2 separate regions of the Homo sapiens genome follow, and region 1 is linked to region 2. Evidence: chromatin loops called from intact Hi-C (ENCODE). Cell type or tissue: MCF 10A. All regions are shown on one strand. Links, peaks and the distances in the headings refer to the core of each region. The heading gives the core; the rest is flanking DNA. Region 1 has its middle 49 kb from the start of ARL6IP6. Region 2 has its middle 210 kb from the start of ARL6IP6.

What was found. Hi-C counts contacts between places; a loop is a spot of excess contacts. Peaks named below come from ENCODE experiments on the same cell type or tissue, not always from the same donor. Only the 100,000 strongest peaks of a DNase experiment are listed, where the experiment ranks them.
Region 1: it touches region 2 in a loop (3-fold over the local background); 2 of 110 quality-filtered maps call a loop at or near these places.

Annotation. Positions count from the first base shown.
Region 1 is chr2:152,764,816-152,770,198 of GRCh38, forward strand. No RefSeq gene overlaps it. Among named protein-coding and RNA genes, the nearest start is that of ARL6IP6, 49 kb to the left of the region's middle. In MCF 10A, for the core only: no CTCF peak of the experiment used is centred there; a DNase peak (open chromatin) is centred at 3,186.
Region 2 is chr2:152,922,279-152,927,661 of GRCh38, forward strand. No RefSeq gene overlaps it. Among named protein-coding and RNA genes, the nearest start is that of ARL6IP6, 210 kb to the left of the region's middle. In MCF 10A, for the core only: a CTCF peak has its summit at 3,767 (motif pointing right); DNase peaks (open chromatin) are centred at 2,613 and 3,813.

The DNA.
Region 1 (5,383 bases), core at 133-5,132, 160 kb before region 2:
TGTAATATGGGCATGGGAGAAACCAGCAAAAATCAGTTCTTGGATAAAAACATACATTGCATCCAGAAAGATGCCATTTTAGTGTTAACTGTCAGCTAGCTTAATAACTAACTCTTGAATAGATTATTTCAGTGTTGAAGGTGCATTATAAGAGAGAAGTCAACAAAATAAGAATTGAGTGTGGCCAAGTGTGGTGGCTCACACCTGTAATCCCAGCACTTTGGGAGGCTGAGGTAGGCAGATCACTTGAGGCCAAGAGTTCAACAGCAGCCTGGGCAACATGGTGAAAGTCTGTCACTACTAAAGATACAAAAACCAGTTGTGGTGGTACATGCCTGTAACCCCAGCTACTAGGAAGGCTGAGACAGAATCACCTGAACCCAGGAGGCAGAGGGCAGTGAGCCGAGATCACACTACTGCACTCCAGACAGATTCTGTCTCAAAAAAAAAAAAAGAAAAAGAAAAAAGAATTGAGCAATTGAGCACGTTGTCTTACCTCCTCAGGGTAGTAAGTTCCTTGACCAGAGCAATGTGGTGGGAATCCATGATAATGTATAAATTATGCAGTAAATAGTAGGGCTGCCAGAGGCAAGGAAAGCAAATCTAAGACCATAATGTATCTACCAGTGGGGACAAAACTGCTAAGTGCTACCTCATCTAATGCAATTAATTGGCTATCAGGTAGCTGGCTCATCCCCCAAGATATGATGCCATAAAGAGAGAGAGGGAGAGAAGTTGGTGGGGTGGGAGTGGGGCAGCAGAGATAGAAAGGCAGCAGCAGCCAGGAAAGCCTCTGAAAGTGTGGGTCCATCTGACTACCCCACCATCCTAGCATTTTATGCTCCCATTAAGCATTGGCTTGACAGAGACTACCATCTACAGTATAGGTTATGCTGTCCACCTGATTATTTAGAGCCTCTTTCGCAATGAAGGCTTTGTTGTGAGCATTCACATAGCTCAGAAATATTCTCAATTCTGGGTCCATTTAAAGAGCTCCATCTATATATCTCTTCCCCACCTTTCTTAAGTTGGCACCAGTCCTTTGTCAAGTCCCTGGCAATCCAGCCAAACTACTAGTTCACTCTCCTTGAATATACATAATCCTTATTTCATACCATACTTCTTCTAGCCAAGGAGACAACAGTATGAACTGCTTGAAATTTATATTGAACTCCCTAGGAAAAATTTCTTTTTCACTGCACATTGCTACCACCTATGAATGGGGGTTTATGCCCCCCACCACCTCATTTTTGGCTGGTAGTAACATATTACACAGAATCATCTATAAATTGGGCTTGAGTTTCAACATCAGTCAATTATCTATACCAAACCCTCGTGAGGCCAGGCTGCGGACTGAATGAAGAGAGGCTGCATGACAGTAGGAAGCAGGATGGGAATCTGATCATACAACTTACTCAGGACTTGAGGAAAATGAAAGGATGCATCTATGTCAGTGGTTCTTAAGCAAGGGCAATTTTGCCTTCCAGGGGCAAAACATAGAAATTTAGCTAATTACTTAGCAATGTTTTGAGATGTTTTTGATTGTTACAATCGGGGGCTGCTACTGGCAACTAGTCAACAGGCCAGATTGCCAAAGATTCTACAGTTCCCAGCAGAGAGGACAGTTCCCCAGGAGAGAGAATAATTCAGTCCAAAATATCAATAGTGCCAAGGTTGAAAAACCCTCATCTATGTTGATGACAAAGTGAATCGGATAATATCTGGTCCAGAATGGAAAGCTGAGGTCATAGGGTTACCTGGAGTTCTAAGATGTGGTGTTCATTCTCGAAAATGCCCCAGTAGAAAGAGCTGTTTCTCTAAAGAGTTATTAGCTAAACAAGACTTCTCTCTGCCAGTACCCTACAGACGTTTGCGTCGCAAGGTCTGCCAAAGTTTTCAACTACTATGGCCTTGTATATTATTAAAGTTCCCCATGTAATGTAGCCTCTAGCCAAAGAATTCTACTCACAAAACCAAAAAACATAACCCATAAAAAATTTTCTTCCCATCTCCATAGGCAGCCTATTTTTGTTCTCAAAGGAAAAATACTTCTGTAAGGTTACACACAGTGCTGTTAATGAATTGAAGCTGAGACTACATTTGGCCATTTAAAGTTCCTTATATTACTAGACAATAGGCAAAATGGCTATTCTGGTACTGATTGCAGTGATTAATAATCCATCTACCAATGGGAAATCCAGTTACTGCAATACAGTGGAAGCCAGAAGGAATATGGACAAAGGTCCGAGCTGCTTCCATGTTAGACTCTCATGTTTAGTTAGAGAAATATTACAACACCTACATTGGCAGAGGCTCAAATCCCTCAGGAATGAAGTTTTGGTTAGCCTACTTGATTAAAAAATCCCTATATTTGTTAGAGTTTTGGCTGAAAGCCAAGGGAACATGGAATAGATATTGAACAGAATAAGTCAAATACTAGACTAGAGCCTTATCAATTTCAAAAATGAAGAGCCATAACCTCTACTCATTTCCTTTGTATGGCATGTGTGTTCCTGCTTTTTTTCTTCATTTCTTCCATTATTTTATGTAGGATTTTAAACATTTGGCTAACTTTATAACTTTATGTAGGGTATAGGTTACAGAATATTGTGATGAAATTACTATAGAACAGGGGGGCAGTGGAGAATTCCTGAGATCCTGGATATGGCACTGAATACAATAGTAACCTATGAGGCTCTTGATTGTCTTCCTGTAAGGAAGGGGTCAAATGAACAACAACTTGTTGTATAGTATGAGGTGGAATAGTTTTTTGGAGGAAGAGTTCTCATGGGAAGTAGTGAGTTTGTGTGTGTGTGTGTGTGTGTGTGTGTGTGTGTGTGTGTGTATTTTAGAAGGGGTCTGACTGTCACCCAGGCTGGAGTGCAGCGGCCTGATCTTGGCTCACTGCAACCTCCACCTCCCAGGTTCAAGCAATACTTTCACCTCAGCCTCCCAAGTAGCTGGGATTACAAGTGTGTGCCACCATGCCTGGCTAATTTTTGTATTTTTAGTAGGGACGGGGTTTCACCATGTTGGCCAGGCTGGTCTCGAACTCCTGACCTCAAGTGATCTGCCCGCCTCAGCTTCCCAAAATGCTAGGATTACAGGCATGAGTCACTGCACCCGGCCTGCAAGTTTGTGTATATTGGTATTAGTCCATTCTCACACTACGATGAAGAAATATCTGAGACTGGGTAATTTATAAAGGAAAGAGGTTTAAGTGACTCATAGTTCTGCAGGGCTGGCAAGGCCTCAGGAAACTTACAATCATGGTGGAAGGGGAAGCGCAAATACATTCTTCATATGGCAGCAGCAAGAAGAAGTGCAGAGCAAAAGTAGGGGAAAGCCCCTTATAAAACCATCAGATCTCATGAAAACTCACTATCACAAGAACAGCATGGGGGAAACCACTCTCATGATTCAATTACCCCTCACTTGGTCCTTCCCATGACACATGGGGATTATGGGAACTACAATTCAAGATGAGATTTAGGTGGGGATAAATATTGGACAGGCAAACAAGTGGAGTCTATTGGATATTTTGTCATTTTTTGACTGCTCAACCCCAAAACTCAGTTATATTTTGCGAGAATTCCTTGTTATATGAGTGTGGGAGACAAGTCTTCAGGATGCATTAGAGAAGGCTAAATATTGGATATTTACTTTCTCCCAACCTGATTGCTAGTGAATATAACCTTGGTGCCACCAATTTTATGCTCCTGCCCAAGTCTTTGAATTGTGAATGAATGACACAGTAACTGACAAAAAGTTGAGAATTCAGTCACAGTTGTACCATTCAGTGGTAGTGACAATGGCTTCTAGCTGTCTTTAGCAGCAGTTGGGCCACTAATTGAATCCTAATCAAACTATTTTAAAGCAAAACCTTAGCTGTAATCTCTGCTACCAGCCTTTCCTTGGTGTCTTGTCATTTTATGATCCTGGTTCTCTGGCCTTTCCTTCAATTCTGTGAGCAACTCCCTAATGTTATAACAAAATTATTTTCTTCTAAAGCTAGCCAAAGTTAGATTTCCATGTTTAAAACCAAGAACCAAACATTCATCGTATCTCAACTCTCCACCACTACCTATCCACAAAGCCCCATTAAAAAAACCTTTGTTCCACCACAATTTCTGCCATCTGGACTCATTTCTTATAATACTAATTTTAAAAAGTATAATATGCTATCTACTCTTATTATTTTATAATGACTCATCTTTTTAAAGTCTTTTAGACTCCTTTTTATGTGCATAATACCTAGGCTGTGAAGGGGGCCAGCCCCTCCACACCTGTGGGTATTTCTTGTCGGGTGGGACGAGAGACTGAGAAAAGAAATAAGACACAGAGACAAAGTACAGAGAAAGAAAAGTGGGCCCAGGGGACCAGCCCTCAGCATACAGAGGACCTGCACCGGCACTGGTCTCTGAGTTACCCCAGTATTTATTAATTACTATTTTCACTATCTCAGCAAGAGGAATGCGGCAGGAGAGCAGGGTGATAGTTGGGGAGAAGGTCAGCAAGAAAACATGTGAGCAAAGGAATCTGTGTCACAAATAAGTTCAAAGGGAGGTAGTACGCCTCAATGTGCATGTAGGCCAGATTTATGTTTCTCTCCGCCCAGACATCTCAGTGGAGTAAAGAATAACAAAGCAACATTGCTGCCAACATGTCTCGCCTCCTGCCACATGGCGGTTTTTCTTCTATCTCAGAATTGAACAAATGTACAATTGGGTTTTATACTGAGACATTCAGTTCACAGGGGCAGGCAGGAGACAGTGGCCTTCCTCTACCTCAACTGCAAGAGGCCTTCCTCTTTTACTAATCCTCCTCAGCACAGACCCTTCACGGGTGTCAGGCTGGGGGACGATCAGGTCTTTCTCATCCCACGAGGCCATATTTCAGACTATCACATGGGGAAAAACCTTGGACAATACCCGGCTTTCCAGGACAGAGGTCCCTGCGGCTTTCCACAGTGCATTGTGCCCCTGGTTTATCGAGACTAGAGAATGGCTATGAGTTTTACCAAGCATATTGCTTGTAAACATTTTGTTAACAAGGCACTTCTTGCACAGCCCTAGATCCCTTAAACCTTGATTCCATACAACACATGTTCCTGAGCTCAAGGCTGGGGCAAAGTTATAGATTAACAGCATCTCAGGGCAAAGCAATTGTTCAGGGTACAGGTCAAAATGGAATTTCTTATGTCTTCCCTTTCTACATAGACACAGTAACAGTCTGATTTCTCTTTTTTTTCCCTACAGCCTGGAGCTTACACACAACAAGCGCTCAGTAATTGTTTTTGTTTGTTTTCAGTTGGGGTCTTGTTCTGTTACCCAGGCTGGAGTGTAGTGGTACGATTAGTGCTTACTGCAGCCTCAACCTGTCA
Region 2 (5,383 bases), core at 210-5,209:
GTGCACTGAGACTCCAGGGACATCCTGGATGCTTGCTACAGATTTGGAAATCCAAGAGGCAGTTTCTTTAACCCTGCCATTTGTAATATAACAGCCAGTATCGACAGGCCGCTGAGATCTGGGAAGCTTCCCTTAAACTGTATGCCATTATTGGTGCGTAGAGAGATGCTGCGGGTAGAAGTCATGGTGTGCAAAAGAAGCACAGGCCACTCAGCGACTTCGCCATGAAAACAGAAACATCCCAGAAATTCATAGAAATCTTAGAACAGGTATTGGGATTTTTACAATTTGAGGCATGGAGCTTAGAGTCTATTTTATTTAGATCTAAAGATGGTGCTTGGGTTCCTTCCTTCCTCCTTCCCTCCATGTGTCGCTCCTTTCCTCCATCTCTCCTCTAATTCCATCCTCCCTCCATCCCTTTCTTCTTTCCATGATATTAAAAATAAAGTAGACTACAGTTATTTTTTTCTTTACCTCATCTTCAATTTATTTTTTGCTACATTTTTTGTGTTATTGAATGGGCCTTAGGGATTGACTAGACAGTGCCTGAGAACTCTGTCGGCTACATCCTTAAATCAGCCATCCAAGAACTAGGCATATATTGAATTTTTTTGCTTATATTTACCTTCCCTTCCCCTTCCCCTTCCCCTCCCTGCCCCTGCCCCTTCTCTTCTTCTTTCCCTTCCCCTTCCTTTCCCCTTCCCTTCCCCTTCCCTTTGTTTCCCTTCCCTTCCTTCCTTCTGTCCATCTTTCCATCTTTTCTTTTCTCTCTCCTTCCTTCCTTCCTTCGTTCCCTCTCTCCCTTCCTCCCTCCCTCCCTTTCTCTCTCCCTTCCCTTCCCTTCCCTTCCTTTCCCTTCCCCTTCCTTTCCCCTTCCCTTCCTTTCCTTCCTTCTGTCCATCTTTTCTTTTCTCTCCTTCCTTCCTTCTTTCCTTCCTTCCTTCCCTGCCTCACTTTCTCTCTCCCTTCCCTTCCCTTCCCTTCCCTTCCCTTCCCTTCCCTTCCCTTCCCTTCCCTTCCCATTCCATTCCTTTCCATTCCTCTCTTTCCTTCCTCTCTACAGGGTCTTTTTCTGTCACCCAGGCTGGAGTGCCGTGGTGTGATCATGGCTCGCTGCAGCATCTGCCTCTTGGGCTCAAGCGATCCTCCCACCTCAGCCTCCGGAGTAGCTGGAATTCCAGGTGCATGCCATCATACCTGGCAATTTTTTTTTTTTTTTTTTTTTTTTTTTTTTAGTGGAGATAGGGTCTCAGTATGTTGCTCAGGCTGGTCTCGAACTCTTGGGCTCAAGAAATACTCCCTCCTCAACCTCCCAAAGTGCTGGGATTACAGGCATGAGCCACCGTGCCTGGCCCATTCCCTGGGTTTTCTTTGTGCAGCTACCCTGTCATCACTCTAAGTCCAAGTCATGGGGGTGAGGCTGACCCTGACCTTGGCTCCCAGGATTCTCATATGGCACAGGATTTGGCCATGAGAAACTTATTGCTTTGTACTTTTGATGAAGGTGAGAAATAGGTATGCTCTCTTCTGCTGGGACTCCTAACTGGGCAGAATGGAGCTGGAGCTGCTAGTAGCTAATTTTGCCACCACACTGGAAGAAACTGCCTGAAAAGGAAGCCAAGCAGAGGAGAGCAGACCTGAGAGGTGAAGAGCCAGATTCCTGACTACAGTGTTGGACTTTTGGACCCAGCTGTGCCAGATGCGCTTCAGATTTGTAAGTCCACATGGACCTTTTCTTCATAACGAGTTTGAACTAAGTTTCTGCTGCTTGCAGTTCCCTGCCAAACATAGCACCTAAGTCACAGCTCCTGGTGGTGTATTGGGAAGATGATTAGTTGAAGAGCTAATGCCAAGGGATTAATGTCTATAAAATGGGCATCCTAAAATAAACCTAAGAACTAAGGCGGTCTGGCCTTATTACATTTGGGGTTGATGCCAGGAAATACCAGGGTGCCTCTGGTCATTAACATCCCTCCCCTCATGCATCAAGTCCTCTCTCTCTCTCTGTCCCTCTCTTTTAAGTTTACATATTGGTTCAGGACAGAAATTGGGGGGTTTAACACTTTGAACTTGTGAGAGGGCCACTTCAAGATGGTTTAGCACACCATGAGTGCCTGGTTGCTCATTGGCAGGTCCTGTGCTAATAAGCACACCTGCCTGAAGTGTGCTTACACCTTGGCTCAGCCAGATTGTCTTATTATTTAGATGATGGCTAAAAAGTAGGAGGGGGTGAAACGGTAGCTCCCATGATAGGAAAATGAAAGCCTTTCTATATTTTTCTGTCTCTTCCAAGACACCTATTTTTAGGAAGTATGAAATTGGCAGGTATGTGCTGTCTTCCATTCTTTATACCTGACGGCTTCAAGGATACAGGCCAAACTGCAAAGTGTTTAGAGAAGAAAAATGCAAATGTATGCCTTAAAAAATTAGTCAGATAGGGGAGAGATTTGGAGATTCAAATGTGTGACTCTTGCCTTGTTAAACGTAAATGTGAAACATGATTACTAGCTATAACCAATTGGAAAGGTGTGGCTTCCCAGAGGTTCAAGAAGCAACTCCTGGCCACAGTTGCAGGAAATGAGGTCGGAGTGTTGTGTAAGGAGGCTGGCTGGCACACCACCTGGCAACCACTGCCAAACATTAGAAATTGGCTCTTGAAACTAAACCTGTTTGAATCACTGGCCTGAGTCAGCCTTGTTCACTGCAGCCCTGTCAAGGGGGCCAATACTGGGGCTCAGATTTTCCATGTTTAGGATCATCCTCCTTGCGTTGTCATATTGTTCTCTTTCAGGTGCTAAAAGCATCTTTCAAGTTATCAACATGTTCTTCTTTTAGTGCTTCAGTTTGGGGAACAAGATTTTTAAAGGTAATGTTGCAGACCTGCAATCTGGTTCATTAACCTCTCTTGGAGACTGGGTGTGTCTCGCTGTGGCTCCTATGGCACACTTATGTTTAGCATGCCAAAATGTTAAAGAGGATAGATATATATACAGTATGTATATGTCTATGAGTGTGTGTGTGTATATATATATAAATATATATATAAATATATATAAATATATATATAAATATATATAAATATATATATAAATATATAAATATATATAAATATATATAAATATATATAAATATATATATAAAAATATATATATATAAATATATATATATAAATATATATATATAAATATATATATATATTTAGGTTCCCAGAATTGGATTATAGTTCTTTGTTTATGATACATTCTCGATATTAGTTCATGCATGGACCATTTTTATTTGTTTTCTTAGTGTGACTATTCATCAAATATTTCTGGCCCTTGGCCCTCTGGGCATGTGGCTCGACTGCATTTCCCTATACACTCTGAAATTTGGTATGGTCATGTGACTTGCTTGGGCTGACAAAATGTAAGCAGAAGTGATGTGTATCATTTCTGAGCAGAAGCACTGAAGCAAGTGCATGATCCGCCATACACCCTTCCCCCTGCTATGGTGATCATGGAAACATTTTCCAACCTGGGTCCTTGAGTGGCTATGATGAACAGAGTCCTCCGGCTGATCTGCACTGGACATGTAGTATGGTCAGAAAATGCACTTATGTTGTGTTTGAGATTTTGAATTGTTGGACGGCATCACCTCGCCTACCTGCTTGTGGCAGTTAATAAGCTATTGTTTCTCAGTGCCTAACCCACCCTTCCCTAATCCCGTGTGTCTGGAGCTGGGATTTTGCTCCTCACGTGCCTCCTTAGCCAGCTGCTCCTGTTATGTTTCGCCAGTAGGGGGCAGCACACACAGAGAGACCAGAAGGCAGGAATAGGGCAAAGGGAGGGGCTCTTGGCTTTTCCCTGTTCTGCTTGCTGTTCCTGTCAGCATTGCTTCATCCATGGCTTCTCACCCTGACAGTGTCAGTTGGTTCCAGTTTCCAGCTTCTTCTGGCACGTTCAGGACTAGTTTTATTGTTCCCTGCCAGAGGCACCAGCGCAAGATGGGCAGGCTGCCCCTCTCAGACTCCATGAGGTGCCTTGTCTGAGTTTCCAGTTTCTGATAATCCTGGCCTTTTTCATTTTTCTAGCCCTAAGAGTGGTAGCTGATTCTTGTTACCATATATATGCTACCTTCATGTTCCTTTTTTTGCTTTTGAATTCCTCAAAGACTTATTTAACCCATTCCGTATGTTATCTCTGTTAAAATAATTAGTATGGTTTCTGTATTCTTGCATAGATCCTAGCTGATACACAGATTGATATAATTATCTTTTATTTTTTAAACATTTTTAAAAAATTTTATTATTGATTTATTTTTATGCAATAGAGATAGAATCTCACTGTGTTGCCCAAGCTGGTCTCGAACTCCTGGGCTCAAGTGATCCTCCTCCCTTGGCCTCCCAATGTGCTGGGATTATGGCCATAAGCCACTGCACCTGGTCTGTATAATTATTTTTAATAATGTAAGAAGCACTCATGAATTTGCTAACCTAAAACCAGGTCTAAAGGCAGTTCCTTGTAAATGACCTTTATTTAACCGTATAGCCTTTACTCCCTATTCCATTTTCCAGCCTCTTCCCACAAATGCTAATTGGTGGCCTTGATCCTATGTTTATCACTCCCTATTTGTCCCTTTTATGTAGTTTTTATTATATTTATAGGCATGCCTAACCCTAAAAATTATATATTTTAATTATAGTTGTTTTAGTTTTATGAAAAGGATATATATGGTATGTAATATTTTTACTTTTTAACTTAATTGCTAGAATTTGTCTATTATATATTGTTGTTTATTGCTTTATTTGTTTTTGAATTGCTGTGTAATGTTCAATTGGGTTAATAGCCTAAAGTATATAATTTGAAGTAAATTAGGAAAAGCAAACTCTAGGCTTCATATGATTTCAGTAGCAAGTCATGGAAACCAAGTAAATTAGGGAAAGCAAATGCTGGGTTTTATGTGATTTGAATACCAAAAGTTGATACTGAAAAGCAGCCCTACTGGTCTTTCTGATGTAGTTGATGACCGTATACTCTGGACTCATAGATCAAGCAGCGAGTGAAGAAAGAGTACACATCTCACTAAACATTTACATTTGCTAATGGGGTTTTTGTCTTTATACAATTTAACTTTTTATTTAATTAAAAACTAATCCAAGTGTGGAAAGAGAGTCAACACAGAAGGAAGATTAGATGGACCAGATAATCAGATGCCTCACTTTTTAAAGTTGTCTCTATGAATCAATGTCATCCTTAAAAGAAAAGTCATTTTCACTGAAGCTTGACGGCACATCATTTTCTGTGGGTTAGATGGGTACAAGGAGTTCATAAACTATAAAGCACTGGAAGTTACTAATAATTACAATTAATGGTAGTTACTATTCATTACAATTAATAGTAATTAC